Regions from separate parts of the Mus musculus genome. Here region 1 is linked to region 2. The links are chromatin loops, found by intact Hi-C in ENCODE. Cell type or tissue: gastrocnemius. All regions are shown on one strand. Each heading gives the region's core, and the rest is flanking DNA. Links, peaks and the distances in the headings are about the cores only. Region 1 has its middle 44 kb from the start of Dnah7b. Region 2 overlaps Wdr75 (WD repeat domain 75).

What was found. A loop is a pair of places that touch in the nucleus more often than their neighbours do. Peaks named below come from ENCODE experiments on the same cell type or tissue, not always from the same donor. Only the 100,000 strongest peaks of a DNase experiment are listed, where the experiment ranks them.
Region 1: it touches region 2 in a loop (9-fold over the local background); 30 of 42 quality-filtered maps call a loop at or near these places.

Annotation. Positions count from the first base shown.
Region 1 is chr1:46,018,806-46,027,577 of GRCm38, reverse strand. It overlaps the pseudogene Stk-ps2. Among named protein-coding and RNA genes, the nearest start is that of Dnah7b, 44 kb to the left of the region's middle. In gastrocnemius, for the core only: a CTCF peak has its summit at 5,082; a DNase peak (open chromatin) is centred at 5,111.
Region 2 is chr1:45,812,922-45,821,693 of GRCm38, reverse strand. It overlaps Wdr75 (WD repeat domain 75), which reads right to left. Exons shown (of 21, transcript NM_028599.3): 10 at 8,590-8,649; 11 at 8,389-8,504; 12 at 6,978-7,153; 13 at 5,060-5,217; 14 at 4,251-4,431; 15 at 3,430-3,524; 16 at 2,777-2,872; 17 at 2,036-2,205; 18 at 1,504-1,563. Among named protein-coding and RNA genes, the nearest start is that of Gm30900, 13 kb to the left of the region's middle. In gastrocnemius, for the core only: no CTCF peak of the experiment used is centred there; a DNase peak (open chromatin) is centred at 4,633.

The DNA of each region.
Region 1 (8,772 bases), core at 2,927-6,926, 210 kb before region 2:
TAGGATAGCATTTGAAATGTAAATGAAGAAAATATCTAATAAAAAATGGCAAAAAAAAAATTTTTTTTTAAGTGGGCTTCAGGTGTGAGAAATGCAGGTGCCTCCAGCATGTGATCTGGCACCACATGCCAGGTGTGAGAAATGCAGGTGCCTCCAGCATGTGATCTGGCACCACATGCTAAAAGTGCTCCAGCTTGGGAAAGTCCAGGCTTCTGTCTACCATGACAGTGTGGTGAGTCTGTGCTGGCTGAAGGACCACACACTGAGTTTAGAGGACACAGAGAGATAGAATGCTTCCATCACGGAGATCAGTCAGCCTGGGTGTCCTGCTTTCCTGTGAGAAGTGTGGGCATAGGCACACAGCACATCTTCTAACTGTGCCCAAGAAAGCTGCAAAACTTATGAATGGACCTCAAAGGCTTCCGTGCCTGAGAAACTAGAATGTTCCTCTCCTAAACATTCACCAACTTTCTGACATCAATCTTCCACATCTAAAGAGCTTGGAGGAGGGTCTCTTCTGATTTCTTAGAGGGTAGCCTCAGGACCTATGTCACTACATTTCTTTGAAATTTTGTTCCCAATGTGTCGGCTGTTCAGAAAGGTTGGACTCAGTGTCCTAGCTATCTAGCTTGTTCTTTGCTTTATGGGCTGGGCCTGCCCATGTGCTCCCTCTACAACCACCTGTGTACCAGTTCATTGCTCCCAGTGGCCACCACAGCTCCCAACAATGAAAACTGTCAGACTCATGACTAGAGGCTTCAGCTTCTCATTTTGCTTAGGTTCAAAGCTGACATCTTGTAGCTTGTCCCCACATTATACCCAACACTGTTTTCACTCAGCCATCAGCTCATCACTGGGATGTCTCTAGTGGGTCCTCATTGCTTTCTAGACATAGGTTACAATTTCACAGCAGACTCCTTTACTTTCAGGTTAATCCATTTTACTGTTTTCTCTGCCAGGTCCTTTTCCAGGTGTGGAGCCCATCCCTCCAAGAAAGGTTAGGGACTGCTCAGGCTTTCATGCCATTTTCCTTCTGCTAACCTGCACTACTTTGAGTAGGTCCAATTCAGTGCTACTAGGTATGTATGAACCTTACAAACATTACCCGAATTTTCACCATTGGTATGGCTCTGAGAGCATATAACCTTGAAAAGCATTTTAAATTATTTCTTTTTTTACTCACTTACCTATTCTCTGACTCCTCTCTCTCTCTCTCTCTCTCTCTCTCTCTCTCTCTCTCTCTCTCTTTCTCTCTCTCTCTCTCTCTCTCATTTGTGTTTCTATATCTCTCTATTAGTCCTGCTTTGTCCCTTTCTCTGCATCTGTTTCTGACTGTCTCCTGTACTCATTCTTTCTCTGCCTCTGTGGCTCTCTGCCCACACCCAGTCTGTGTGTGTGTGGGGGGGGGGCATAACATGAATATTTTCTGTGGTGCCTGTAGAGTTTAGAGGATAACTCTATTGAGGCATTTCTCAAACTTAATGAAATACCCAGGGATCAAACTCTTGGATCTTCTTGGAAAAGTTCTTGTAAGTGAAGAACCTGAAGGATCTGAGGCAGTGCCAGCAATGCAGGAGCAGTACCCGACTGGTCTCAGAAGTGGGAGCCTTGGCACACACATGTGCTGTTCTCCTTCCTTGGATGCCAGTCAGGACAGCAGGATCTTTTCTCTTCCTGAGAATTGCCTTGGCTGTTGATTTGGAGATCCTCAACCTCTCAGCTTAGTTCTCTAACATTGAGTCTTATTGAATCGTAGCATCCTACTTCATTTGCCCCTGTTCTTTCTGCCTACCTTTACTTTCCCAGAACTTTCTTTGCCAAGACAGTATGTCTGTAACACTTTAGGATGGGCAGGCCCACATCAGGATACCCTGAACCCTTACACAAGACACTCTTATTCACCGGTGAGAAGTCTGAGCCAGGAACCCTAATCATGACTCAGTGCTGAGAATGAACTCAAAGCTCAGAGCATGACCTGCTCCAATGTAGTGCCTGAGCCTGAGAGTTCCACAGTCCAACCTTCTTGGTTTATTCAGGGTTGGGAAGTTTTCCATTCCTTTCTTGGTAGTGTCAGCAACTGCTTCTGTAGAATTTGGAAGTCCAGAAAACAAGGGATGGGGGTTTCTTGCATAATTTTAAAGCATGCTGGGTCTTTTGCTTTCCATCTCCACCTTCGACATTAAATATACCACCTCTGTCCAAAGGTAATGCCTGTTCCAGTGTCCTGCACTCCGTGAGGAGATTGGGCAAGTGTCAAAGGAGTGAAGGCTAAGCTCTGATTTTTATCAGAGAGTCTGAGCTAGAACACCAATGCTCTGGGAAACACTTGCCTTCTCTGTGGAAACTTCATCTTCTGTAAAAGACCAACAACCTGTTCAAGGAGCAGTATTCCTCTGTTGTTATGAAGACCAGATAGACAGTGAGTCCACAGCAGGAAATGGTTCCAAGGTCTACCACCTTAACATTTCCAATTCTGTCTTCTAGGGATCACTAACAAAACTTCACAGTCTTACCTCCCAGAAGATGAGTCATGATGTTGCAGTTTGCATGACTCTTTATATGAAACACTCAGAGGTTCAACACAAATCCAAAAGCCAATAGAGATCACCGTTAAGGTGGTCTTCCCTTAGAGACAGAACTGAAATTCACCATGGACCTCATCTTTTAGATGCAGGTAAGATGGTCATCTTTGATAACCTAACTTCTGATGCTAAGACACTGGGATGCCAAACATCCATGAGAGGAGAGGGCACAAAGTGGAGCTCAGTCCTGCAGCTCATACCATGCATAGCTGATGTCCTGGGGTTCTGTTCTCAGTGGAAACCATTGGGAAATATCTATATTGTGCAATAGGAAAATCTCCCAAGTACTCTCAGGTCTCTGCTCCTAGAGCAGAGGCTATGAGGATACTACATCCTGAAGCAAGTGAGGTTGGAAACATGGTTGCATATGACTAGTCCTACCACTCTTGCTGCAGCTGTTGTAAGGAATGTTCCCTGTATATCTTTACTAATGCCATCCTGGTATGAGTTAGATATTCTTGCTGGAATCACAACCCAACACATCTAAATGGTCGATATATAGAAGGTTATGGTATTTATTGTGTTTTGGTAAATGTACACATGTCTGTCTGTGACAGATAGATAATATACTGTGTCCTTGTGAGAAAGGGGAAACCAGGCTGAGGAAGATCTCTCCTAAGGGTGACTGCTCTGACAACACAGAAACCCATCAAGGCTCACAGGAAACAGCCACATTTGAAGTCTTGCTTGACAGGCTCCAGACAGAGGATCTATCCTTCCTCCTGACTTTCTTTGTAAACCAGTCTTCCCCTCAGACACACCCATTTCAGTCATTCTCACAGCCATCACCTTGGCACACAGTCTGGATGTCAACCAGTCCATATACCTCTCCCTATGTGTAATATGGGAAGATAGGGGCTATTTCCAGTGTCCTAACAGCTCTACAGTGAGCCCACTTCACTACACAGCTAGGCTTATCACAGAAGGCTATGCTGTGAGCCATGCAGGCATCTTCTTCCTTTTGTATGCTTTCCTTGTAAAGTAGACCTAGAGAATGTTATCTGAGGATGTCCTTCCACCTTGTACATCTTCATGGCACTTTCATCACGTGTCCTTGGCTTTTTGAGGTAATTCACCAATTCCACCCATTGCTCACAGCAGGTAAATCCCACCCCATTCTTTTCTGATCTTATCCAGATCTTACTTCCAAACTACTCAGAGGACTTAATCCATCTTTCAATTGTCTGAGGTCCACATGATGTGCTGACCCTTGGAGAGAAAGCAGAAGTGAAAGATCCTATCCTCAGGGTGTTTTGGATAATCAGACCCACATAGAGGGAGACCATGCCTGCTAGCTGGCTTTTGTGAGCATCATAATATCCTCTAGGGACATGAAGCCATGACATTGGGTTTCCTTTAAAGTGTCAATGACCCATACTCTCAGAGCAGAGTGCTGTGTCTTTTTAAATCTTAGGGAGAGATGCTCTCTTTCTCCCACATATAGGATATGGGTTTAGTACTGCTCATGTTAGGAGATGAGCACATGCAATCAGAAGGTAGCCTATTTCTTCTGGCCCAACATGGAGCCATGGAACACCTGTCTGATTCTTTCTCCTGCCTGGAGATCCCAGGCTCTTCGAAATTAAATGTAGGGAGCCACTGGGTTACAGGCCAGTGAGGCCTCTAATGCAGAAGTGCCTCCATTTCCTGAGCACTGGGCCCAACCCCCTACCCTACTCTCTGGATTCCCAGAATGCTATGTTGTTCTTTAAGCTTTCCCAATATCTTTGGAGAACTCTATCTGGCTTGTTATTAGCACTTCCTGTGGAGGATGCCAACTGAAAGACATGAACTTTTATTATTATCCTTGCATGAACTCACTATTCTATTTGGTGTATGTGAACATTCATAAGGATCAATTTAAAACTCTACAGACAAGATGTATTCAGAAAAGTTTCAATGCTTTTGTCCTGAGCTATTATGGCCCCGCAGCCATGCTCCACCCTGACAAGTTATCTCATTTCCCCCAAGATTTCCTCTGTCTTTCTAGCATGTGCTCAGTGGCATCTGGGCCATGTTTCCTGGAGATGTTTCCTTCTTATTTCTAGCAAAGACCCTGCTACTTTGAGATGGCAGACTATCTCTTTTTTTTTCAGGTGGCTATTATGTAGACATGGGCTTGAATGATGTGCAGTTTCCATCATAAAACAACTTGTAAAAAGGAGTTGAAAAGACTACTTGCAAAGTTGTATTTATGGGCTTAATTTTCAAGGAAACTGTTAGACATGAGGGAGAGGTGAATCAAGAGAAACATAGTACATTTCAAAATCCTGTCAAATTCCTAAGGATGTGTTCATATGTGTGATGCTCAAGAGTGTGCTTAAACTTTGGCAACTCGTTTGATACTGAAGAGCCTAAATGGTACTTTTCAAAAGGATAGGCTTGGGCCTAGCCATGGAGAGTTCAAAGAATTCCATTTCAGGTTTACCCAGGGATGAAAGACAAATCTACTAATATCCTTTAGCATTCTCACAAACATGTAAAACCAGATGCTACCACTGGATGTCAGGAGTGATCCTTTTCTTGGAGCGAAATTGTCATCCTTTAGGCTTTTAACTTCCCTTTCTTTCAACTGTGCTTGCTGTCTCTTGGCCTACACCATGCTCTGTTCTTTAGAGTACCAGCCTCCCCCAACCATCCTGGACTTAAAAAGGCTGAATGATGTTGCAATGAGGGGTCTGCTAGATTATGCCCTAAATAGTGGCTGAGTGAGTTGTGGGGTTTTCCTGTGTTCAAGCAGGAACACTGAGCAGAGTGAGACAGGACAGGTACCCCTCAGTCTGAATTAAGGGACATACTTTAGTCATATTCTGCTCTACTGTGGCAGACAGCACAGGATAGGAACTACATCCTTACCTGGCTTGCTCCTCACTACACTCTCACAGCTTTTCAACGTAGACCACACTTGCTCTGGCCAAAAATGCAGTACAGTGTGTTATATGTTCCTATCTTCAGCTTGGTGGATGAGTTAGAATGGTTTTGTAGACCATTCTGTGCCTCCATTTTGAGCCCTGCCTTTGATAACACCATGTCATGTGATTCCTCCAGAGTTCATCCCAATATTTATCATCATGAATAAACCTTCCAAGCAGCTCTGAGAATCCATTTTACAGAAAATGTGACATCAGTGAATGGCAATAACATCTGGGCCCTCAGAAGCCAATCCTGGTGGAGGATGGAGCAATGTCAGTCAATCGATCAATGAGTCTCTGCTGGTCAAGATGAGCTGCTTCCAGGCAACTTTTATCAAAATGTAATAAGATGATCTTGACTCTTTGACTGTTAAGTAAGTGTTCAGAATGGTTCTTGGACACCCCATTTGCACAATGGAGGTAAGAAATCTACTGAAGTCTTTTGGGGCTTTTGGATCATGTTTGTGTACTTAGCAAGGGACTGGTGTGAGAGAACATCTCTGGACAGTGGCATATCTACAGTGTCTCACCATTTCTTCATGATGATCCCATGAGTTTGGGAAATGGAGAACACACACTGGCATTAAAATGTAACCTCTGATGTATGAATTTGGGGCTGTGCACAGCATAAGTAACATTTGGACATTTTTTCAGCTATGAAGGAAGAACCATTTCGCCATCATCCTTACCCCTGGATGTGTTTATATATGTCCATGACCTGTTGAGTCTCCAGGGGAAACTTTTCGTGGGATTGCTGCAGGATGTATGTGTGGGTCTCTTTGCTTGTCTTCTGTACATGAATGATAGAGGTGATGTTTTCTGTACCTGTGCATATGATCACTGAAGGTGTAGTTTTTTCTCTCCTCAGAGTACCCAGGATCTTCACATCATCTGTGCTCACTTACTCCATTCTTGAAACTTGTACACCTGCTACCCAATCATGATCTGACCACAAGTGACTAGACTTTTGATGCGTCCATGAGAACACCCCTGACTGGGTGTTTCCATTCTTAGCCCCATTGTAGGAAGGGAACAAAGCCAGGAGATGTCATGCTGTTTACCAGTTCAGGAAGTGCAGGAGAAGAGCACGTTATCAACATCAAAACTTCTGAGTGCTAGGACCCTGTTACTTTCTATGGTCTATCTAGAATGCCTTCAGTCAGGTAGTGTGGCACAAGTTAACTCTTTCCAAAAAAAGCCTGACTGACATAGTGCACAGAGAGGCCACAAGTCCCCTGTTTCCATCTTTTTCGGCTCTTGCATGTCTTCATGGCTAACACTTCAGAGAATTGTTGATTCTTCTGACAGGAGAGTTCCTGTGCAAAGCTCAGACTTCAGGTTCGAGGGACAGGTATAGCAATGAGGGTTTTCTTATGCATTGCTGGAGTGCTGTGATGTCTGCTAGGTACAAACACTGGTGGGAGAGAGCTGGGAACGTATCTTCTGCAAGAAAACCATTCTCTCAACTTACACAAGCTCCTTCATTTTGTTCTACAGATTCAGCCTCTTGATACTGAACAGATTATTCTAGCTGATGACCCAGGCTTAGAAGATGGACTGCAGCCGTGAAGCCTGGCCACTGTAAGGATGAAACCCATCTTGATGAAATACTTGAAAAACATCTATGCACAAGATAAAAGTACCAGGACCAACGGCTCATCAAGCATCCCAGGATACAAAGAGCCTGACAGACTCAGGTCAGGGGTCACCTCTGAATCCTAGAAGAGGAAGAAGGCCTCACTCCACAGAAGCAGCCTCTTGCTGATGCTGTTGCAAGCAGTACTATAATTGTGAAATTTGTGACTCTGTGGATACTGGGTTCAGGAGTCTTGTGCCCAGGTATCCACATTCATTCTCTCATTGCTCATTTGGTAGGACTATGCAAGTCCTGACATTGGGGGTATCGTGTGCTGATGGTGTCCCACGTGATACATAGGCTAAGAAAGATTTTTACCCATCTAAGAGGCTGGAAATAGGCTGGACTCACAGTTGACATTAAAACTGCACTTCTGTACTTTGTGCTTATTGACCCTTTTCAAACTTGTTTGGCTGAGAACAAGGCTCAGAGCTTGATATTTCCAAGATTCACCCCTATGAAATTCAGAATCCCACAGCTCTAAATAGTACAGATACCACCCTGGAATGAATCTAAGGACAAAGTATCTGACAAAGTGGGATTTATTTATAGGTCCAGGACTCAGCAACACTAAGCCTACAGAGAATCATTCAGGGATTCCAACTTTAGAAACTGGGAGATGCCATTAAAGAAAATGGCACACAGGAGGCTCGTATAGCCACATCCTTGCCTCTGTGACCCTCAGTGCTGTGAATGCCATGCCCTCTGTCAACCTCAGAATGAGATCACCATTTACTGAACAACAGTGCAGGGCAGAAGAGCAGTACAGTGGCCTAGTGTGGTGTACTGGGTGGTTCCCGGAGATGCTGCCCTCACTCCATTCTCTAGATCTTGTAGGAAAGCAAGAGGAGAGTGGAAGGGATTGTGTGAAGGCAAAATTCGTGATCCAAAAACAACCTAGGTGTCAGCTTACCTGCCTGGAAGACCACATGTGCCTCTGTGTGGAGGATTGCGGTTAGGAATGTCACCAGGATCAGAGGAGTCAATACTCACCCTATGAAGGCACTGTTCATATCTTGCACTGTGACAGGACAAAGACAGAATAGAATGTCAATACAGGAACCAGCACATGGATGGGATAGGGAATTCTCTGGAATGTACAGGATTGATTGAGTGTATATGAGGGCTGTCAAGCTAGCAGAAGTATAGGATACACACTGAGGTCATGTGGGAGGTAGCATGAGCTATGTGGCCACACACAGCTGAATAGATGAGCTTTCTTGCTCTAACTGAAGCAGAAGCACGGCAGGGCCTGCCTGAGTCCTCCATCAGTACCTTTGGTTCCACCTGCTTCTCTCTCACACAAGTCACAAGCAGTATGAAGCACTACTCCTGGCTGCCAACATCACATGGGCTTTGTTCACGCTGTAGACAGGGCATAAAAGAATCTATTCTCCTCCTACCTATGAACTGGACTTGGGATAGGAGAACATCAGATCCCTAGGTCTAGTTTATATTCCCAGAATGTATCAAGGAAATATTTCAACAACAGATTTCCTGTTCTTAGAAGCCAAATTAAACCTGTCAGTTCAACAGTCTTATCAAAGATGATACTCTGGGAGTCACCTAAACCAGGCCCTTAGCTCTTCCTCCTGATCATTTCCTCTGTGGTGTTGAAGACCAGCAGAGAGCTAAGCAAGGA
Region 2 (8,772 bases), core at 2,979-6,978:
ACTTATTGGTTGTTGTTTAACATCTGTATCTTCTATAAAAACATTTTTAGGGCTGGTGAGATGGCTCAGTGGGTAAGAGCACCCGACTGCTCTTCCGAAGGTCCAGAGTTCTCAAGTCCCAGCAACCACATGGTGGCTCACAGCCATCCGTAACGAGATCTGACTCCCTTTTCTGGAGTGTGTGAAGACAGCTACAGTGTACTTACATAGAATAATAAATAAAATCTTTAAAAAAACCCATTTTTAACAGACAAGGCTGCTTTGTTAACATATCCCAGTTGTCTATAACAGTTCCTGGCATATAGCTGATTACTAACAAAAAATGTGAGTAAATTCAATGAGTTTTCAAAAGACATTATGCAAGCTGTGGTAAATGGTCAAAGATGAAGAACGTCAGAAGCTACATAATCTTTGTCCAGCACCTCAAAGTGCCGAGAAACGGTTTTCAGTTTACATTTATACCCAACTAATCAACAAGTAGGAGCGAACAGAGAATACTTCCAAAACTGCAAGGCCCTAAGTTCAGCAAGGTGATAAGCCATGTTTGAATAGAACAGGTTTCACCAAAGTACGTACGTGAGCAAAGAAAGCAAGTCTATGGGACCTAGTGTCACAGCGGTGAAAAGAATCCCAGAATGCCGAGCACAGGCTCTAGGATGAGCACTGTTAGCAGATTCACAGAATAATTAGTCCAGAATGAAGTCAGCCATGGGTCTGAAAAGTTTTCATGACTTGAAAGAATACATATGTTTCTGGAAACCCCCCCCCCCCCAATAATTTGGATAAAGTCTGGAGAAGAATTAAATAGTAAAACAAAACACAACAAAACACCCAGCTAATAGAAAAAAAGGCAGCAGTAATTAACTTCATGAGGGAAAAAGTTGATCACAAAAAGAAAGTATGTGGACTGCCTGGCTATGAATGCATTTCTATGTTAAGGCAATACAAACTTTCAGCATTCCAGAACTTCAATAAATTCAACAGATAACTAAATCCAGAATCCATAATCTAAACACGTTCTTGGAGATATGAATTTCAAGCTAGTAAATAAAACTCTAACCACAATTACAAGATGTTTCTATAATGATGATCTAGTGTTGCCCCTCAGTGTTGATGGAGGGCTGGCTGGTTCCAGAAAATAATTCAGACAACAAAATCCAAGATCCTTAGTGGACAGAGTGGGTTGGGATCTCATTTAAATATAAGCTAAGCACATTTACTCTGGCATGTACCACCCTACCCCATCTACAACTGATTATTTAGCCAATTACATCCCACAAACTAGACGTGGCAGGCCAATTGGCTAAGTCTTTAAAACACGAGACTATATATGCTTCTTATTCTCTAAACGTGAGGGAGGAGCAGAGCAGCGGTTCCAGGGACGCACTTAACAATTCCTTCTTAGAACTCACTGAGACACGTTTGTCACAGATGGATTCTAAAAGCTATTTTTCTTTAGAAAAACAACATAGCATGTATCATAAATGAATAAAATAGGCCTACCTGTTTGCTTGTTGGTGTGAGTTTCTCTTCTGGAGACTTTGTACTGAATGTTAATAAGCTCTAAAAAGACAGATCAATTCATGGAACAAAATATACATTAGGAGGTGCAAATGAAATAAGATTATACAATGTCTTAAAGTGTCCATTTTGATATATACATCTGCTCAAAGAAAAGATTTAAATTTCTTTGAAAGGTTCTGTGGGAGTTACAAGACCATGTTCTGAGAAAAATGTAAAACCCAGTAACAAAATAAAAGACACTAGTTAAGTTTCTTCAACAGCAAACCAAATGGTAAACTTAGGGGAAAATGCTAACTGAATTAAAGTCAACACAAAGAGTCCCTTCTGTGACCACAAAGCTTTAAGGTGTGGGGGACAGTGCTACCGCAATCACATTCTTAATACTGATGCACGGACACTTATTGGACCATTTCTTTTGGGAAATAAACCTCTAACGAAAGAGTTCTACCTAAAACAAACGTTCTAAAACTATTTCTATAAACAGGCCACCCGTTTGGTGGGAGACAGTTACCTGTGACTTCGTTAGGAAGTAAAACTGAGATCTGTTCAGCCACTGGTGCGTTTCTGACGTGAATGATTCTGGGACATCTCGTGGGACAAACACTCCCCACTGGACTTCCTCTCTGGAGACATTCTTCTGAATATACAATGGCCTTGGCTCGCTAGGTTTAAATACAAACACTAAAGGGGAAAAACAGATAGATGTCATTTTACCTGCAGAGGAATATTCTAGCCTCAGGCTGGCAGATCACACTAATATGGTTCCCAGCCCACAGAGTCAATGGCCCTGCGTAGACTGCTGTGGGACAGGTATCCACTGAGTGCCTAGTATGCACCAAACAGGTTAGGAACGAGGACTAAAATCTGAAAACGAAAAGTTTCTGTTCCAGGGACCAGGGTATCTGTTTAAGAGACAGCAGAATACTATACAAATCTTTTGTCTGAAGTACCAAGAAAGAGATGCAGACATTGTCTCAGAAGCAGAGGAAGTCCAGCTAACCAGCAGGGGAGATTCTGAAGCCCGAGAGGGAACAGGCTTGTGGGAAAGTCAGGGCTATACTAGAGTAGTCCTAGCAATACGTGTGAGTGTATATATTACAGGTGTTGGGTAAGAGAGGATGAGCAGGCCCCAGACAAACAGCTGCATTTGAATTCCTGACTCAAAGCGACTATGTCTCAGCTTATACTAAAAAGAGTAAAAAGAAAACCTAGGCAACAAGCTGCACGCTATCAGAGAGCGTTCAGTACTTACGATCGGAGCCCGCTGAAGACTGAGCCACTGCAGCAACATGGTCTGAGTAAGGGTCGGGTTCCATAACTCTAACATTCAACTTTGCACTCCACTGTACTGTGGGAAGAGCGACACACTGCTGAGAAGAGGAAGTCTTTACATCAAGTGTTCTTTATCTTCCCTGGGACAGCTCAGCGCTCTGCTTGTATGGAAGGGTCTATGATTTCAATAACAATAGATACACACTGACATTGCCTGTGGAGGGGTCAGTGAAGTGTGCATCAGGACGCAGAACTGCAAAATGAACTTCAGTATTCCTTCCACCCACTGCATTAAAGTTAGGCTCATTCAGACTCATGGCTGATGCTTTTCTGTTCTTACTAGACGTGGGTGACAGAGACTACCATCACATTCATTAGGAAATAACATCATACCTTCCCCCTGTCCACATGAGTAAAATGCTCTCAAAGCCTCATTTTTCAGGAATACTGTGACAGACTATTTTCAAATATTACACAGTCTGGGATCCTGCATACAATCAACAGAGCTCTTCCTTGAATTCACTTTTGGCCAAGTAAAAAATTATATATTGTACGGGTAAAGATATGAAAACAGGGTCCTTGTTTCCTAAACGGTCAAAGTCTAGCTGCAGCATCCCACCCGCACGGGCTTACTTGAACAACTGAGCAGATTCCAACAGCAGAGAATGCCATTGTCAGTAGTGCCGAGGAGATACTTTGAGCATGTCAGTCTTCCAAAGCAAAGGTGCCTAGGCCAAAATCACATAAAAGATGAGCAGCAGGCAGCTCTAGTACACTTAGCGACAAAGAACTGCAGGCTTAGACCACTGCGTTTAGTTCTACTCAATACAGACTTATAAGCAGGCATAGTTTTATTCTTTTTGTGTTTCTAGTTCTTACAGCAATGGAAAAGATGCTAAGCCAATAGAAAGGGGTTATGTAGGTATTTGCACTTCTTTAGGAAAACAGGTGTGATGCTATGACCAACTCGATCACGTAACAATCCATGCCACAAAGAAGAATTTATGAACTTCATGCCACTTAACAAAACCTTATATATTTAAAATGAGACGGAATTAGTCGCCTATTATTTTGTCCTCAGGTCTGGGAACCAAACGTATTAGTTTGAGTATTACATTGTATTTTTAAGGGAATGCATAAAGACTGGCAGGTCAGGATCAACCATGGCTAGCATATCTTAGTTTTTACACAATACCCTCATGAAAGTGTTTACTATCCCGAAGAAAGCTGCGTACAAAAGTTCAATGTGAATCCTAGTGTAAGAAATGCTTATAAACTACTCATGAACTCACGGGTTACAGCTTCTCAACATTTTGATTAACGTTTTACCCTTATTCCCCAGAAAACTATTGATTACCTCTTTGGGGAAAACATACATTATTACTGAAGCTTAAAGGCTTTTTAAATTAAAAATACATACATACATTGGTAGCAATACAAACTAATTTACCTACCTTATTTTCCCAGCTCGTTGGCAAAATGTACATTTTAGTTCCCATGTTTGTGAGTCCCATATTGTAACTATTTCCTCAAAACTAACTGCCAGTAAGGAACCATCTTCAGAGAAACAACAATTGGTTGCTTGATACTTGTGGTAACTACCCACAAAGTCACAAGTCCAAGCAATGGCTTTTTCTGTGGAAAAAGAAACCATAACAAAAATGGCATAAATATGAAATAATGTTAAGAGGCAGGTTATAAGCAGAAGGTTAAACAAAGAAAACAAAACATAACAAAATCCCAGATTCCCCACAACTGTTCTAAGTAAACAGTGTAACCTACTGACAGGTATTTTTCCCCTTCCTGGAGACCTTGAGCTCCCTCTAGTGGAGGAGAAAGAGAGAGACACCTAGTGGCAGGAACCCTTTATGCTGCATGAAACAGACACAAAACGCCCATCTACTTGCCCAAAGCACAGATTCTGGTGGAAAGATATGTAAAAATTTAACATGAAAAATAGTTGCTGAAATTAAGCAACAGTTTATAGAATTAACCAAAACAGAAAACACCTTCTCAAAAAAGACATAAATGTCAATATAAATATATCACTTCTTTTTTATTGTTTTTGTTTGTTTGTTTGTTTGTATTTTCTCTGTATAGTCCTGGCTATCCTGGAACTCACTTTGTAGACCAGGCTGACCTCAAACTCAGAAATCCGCCTGCCTCTGCCTCCCGAGTGCTGGGATTAAAGGCGTGCGCCACCACACCCGGACAATATCACTCTTAAAACTGTAATTTTTCAACACAATCTGAGTGAACTTACTGTATATGTCAGAGTCATCTGTTAATATCCACACTTTGAAGTGGCCATCTCTGCTAGCTGTGACCAGGATGGGTTTTTCATAGCTTTCTGCATTATTGAAACAGAGAGCTGTGATGTGGTCATCATGTGGCATGGCGATCTTTGTGTTAAGAACAAACCTAGTTGAAAGAAAACCACAAATTCTCAGAAAAGCTATGGTATGCTAACACTCTGCAATATCAGGCAATATCTTCAAAATGGGCAACTGATGGATTATTACCCCAAAGGACAAATTTCCATACTCTAACAGTCTCAAGACCAGTTCTAACATCATCCGGTGTGACTCAAACACAGAGCATTATATATAGTGGCCAGCTCACTGGGAAAAATAAATAGAAATCAAATCATAGCTGAAGGCCTACTGTACTAGATTCTGTAGGATAAATACACAGAACTTAGAGGTCTGGCTTCTTCTAAAACAGACAAAAGAAAAACAGCGAAAAAGAATGGCTGTGGTAAGAATGGCTCCCTATATATTGTGAAAGCATGAAATAAAAATGATCCATTCAAACTGTCCCTTCATCAACAATGCTTGCTATGTCCTTATAGTATAAGAACAGCACAGTGTTTCTATGTTAAGAGCATGTAATAAGAGAGAGGACCAGTAGCAATCACTTAGTTCTGGGTCTCTTTTCTCATCTGTAAACTGTGGGGCAAAGACTCAGTGAGAATGTATGTTTTGTTCACCTGATACAATTGTCGTACTGCCTTAGTCTGCTAACCTAGGCCTAGTCATAGAAGCTTCTAGCCTCTTCCTAGGCCTAGAATGTTACCAGCCTCTGACATGTACTGGTAGGTTAAGCTCACCCTTCCTAGTTCTTTCTGAACTCCATCTGGCTGGCTGGTTCAACTCAGCTGTTCTGGTTCAAACTCCTCTCCAAGATGACTGACTCAATCTGGCTTCTTTTTCGGCCTCTGACGTTTTGTTCAGCTTGGCCTCAAACTAACTTTAGCAATCTGTTCTAATCTTTTGGCTTCTCGTTCTCTGGCTGGTCTGTCTTCACCTGTGTCTAGCTTGTTCTCTCTGCAAGCCTGTCTCTGTACAACTGTCCCAGTAAAACTGCCTCCTACATCTTTCCTCTCCTTCCTTCTCTCTTCTCTTTCGAGGTCAGCATATCCTATCACGTGCAAACATGGATGCTTTCTTCTACATACTAACATTACCTTCACTGCTTGGGATTCAAAGTGTGTACTAAGAGCCTGTTTGTATTCCGGCCAGAAGGACTTAAAGGTGTGTGCTAAGGCTGAGTCACACTACAACTAGAAACAGTTTTTTTCAGTGAATAACACAATCTTGGGATTAACAGTGAGATCAAATATCCTGCAATACCTTACGTTACAATGTTCTCTAGAAATTTATCAAGCCAGGTGCATGCCATGAATCCCAGCATTTGGGAGGCATAGACAGGCAAATCTGAGTTTAAACCAGCCTGATCTAGATAGCAAGTTCCAGAATAGCCAGGGCTAGACAGAGAGTCCCTGCCTCAAAATCAAAACAAAACAAAAACCTGGCACAAAGACTCGATAAACAGTTCTTTAAGAAAGCAGTGGGCTATTTGCCAGAACACGAGACACATGTCTATACTCTCCCTAACAGTGGTGGAAGAACCAGGGCACATTTGGATTCTAATTCTGGATTTGCCTTGAAATGTGCTATGTTGTGGGGTTACAATTCTTTCTCCTGTTTCATCTTTTATGTGATGACATGGCATGACCTACATTGCATCAATGCTTTCTCAAAACAGAAAGCTAAAATAAAGCTTTATTATTAGAATGATACCACAAGCCCCATTTCTGTATTTGTCAAAATGCAACAACAGAAATATAGTTTTAACTATGAAATAGAAACTCAAATGAGGTGGCCACACAATAGGATTACCCTTGGGTTTTCTTGCTATAGTTCCACAGTTTCATTTGCAGCTCCAGCTCATTTTCATTTTCTTGGCGTTGTTCAACTGTTGCCAACCAAGTCCCAGAGCAGCCAAAGGCAGCCTTTGTTAGTTCAGTTTGGGTTAGACCCTCATCATTGATGTACTCTTGCTGTATGATATCTAGCTGACAAGGTTTAAAAAGGTCCAAAGTGTTATTAATACAAGTATCTTTTACTTCCAGTCATATTTTCTCTAAGAAAAGCTTTATAAAAAAACCTCAGGGCTAAATCATCTATTACTTCAAAGAGCAAAAAATAAAAACAAAGAGATAAGCAATGGTCCAAGAAAACTAGCTTTCTATTTATGACTGATCCCTTAATCCCTTAAAATGGGTTTCCTTGTGTTTGGTAAGAAAATAAAGTGGTTACTATTGATTGAGGAGCCCTCATTATGAAAAGCTACAGATCCAAAATGTCTCAGATTTCTTTTGATATTGACAATGTTTGCAAAAATGTACGACATATTCTGGGTCTAGGATCCAAGTGTACACACACATAGCCAGCCCATGGGTGATTTTATCTAATAGTTTTAGCGCTGTGCTATGATGTCTTCACATGAAGTCAGACATGGGATTTTCCTTCTGTGGTGTCAGGGAGATGCTCACAATTTTTAGATCTGGGAGCATTTGAGACTTTGGATTTTGGCTAGGTGGTGGAGGTGTGCTTTTTTTTTTTTTTTTTTTGAGACAGGGTTTCTCTGTATAGCCCTGGCTGTCCTGGGAACTCACTCTGTAGACCAGGCTGGCCTCGAACTCAGAAATCCGCCTGCCTCTGCCTCCCGAGTGCTGGGATTAAAGGCGCACAAAGGCAGGCGGATCTCCAAGTTCAAGGTCAGCCTGGTCTACAGAGTGAGTTCCAGGACAGTCAGGGCTACACAGAGAAACCCTGTCTCCAAAAACCCAAACAAATAAAAAAGATTGGATTTTGAGATTAGAGATGCCCAACCATATTAAGTGTAGTAAGAGCCCTTTTAGTAAATGTGGGGGTGGGGCGATGGGGAGGGTTTGACTAGTTAAGAGCAATGCAGGGCACAAGAAAAGGGATTGCATTTTATTGCAAGAACACTGAAGTATTCTTGTTTAATCTACACTAAGCTTTAATGTTTGCATGTTAGACAGTTTATCACACAACAGTCCCAGATTTGTCTTGTCAATCCACACATGCTCATTCCTTTATCATTGTGACTCAGAGCACATGTGTGGCTAACATCAACTGCATTAAAGTAATCTCAGACATTATCAGCTGTGTTCAAGTACAAATGTTCAAGTATTAGGAGCTTCCAAAGAAACCATACAAGCTCAGTAGCACTATAAAGAACTTTCACTTGTTTTAAAGCTTAGTTTATGGATTAAAATCTTACATTGTATAACTGCTTATCACCCTGGAGAGAATAAAACTGCAGGTGACCAGGCTTTCCATTCAAAACTAAAGCTTTGGTTCTTGGGTCAACCATCAAACCAGTAGATATACTCCTATCTGCAAAAGAAGCGAGAGACAGTGGGTGAAGAGCAGCAGCCACGAGTCAGATGCAGGGTCTCCTATCCACTGGAGTCTATAGTACCTTTAACTAGGCCTTGAATTACTGCCGATGCATCAAGATTTCGGTGAATAACTGTTATCTCTGTTAAAACAGGGAGGAAAATAATTAAACATGAATAGGTCAGAATATTAAGGTAGCAAGGATCAGATCTTTATGTTACTTAATGTGCCACAACACAATACAATCCAGTAAGTTCAACTAAAT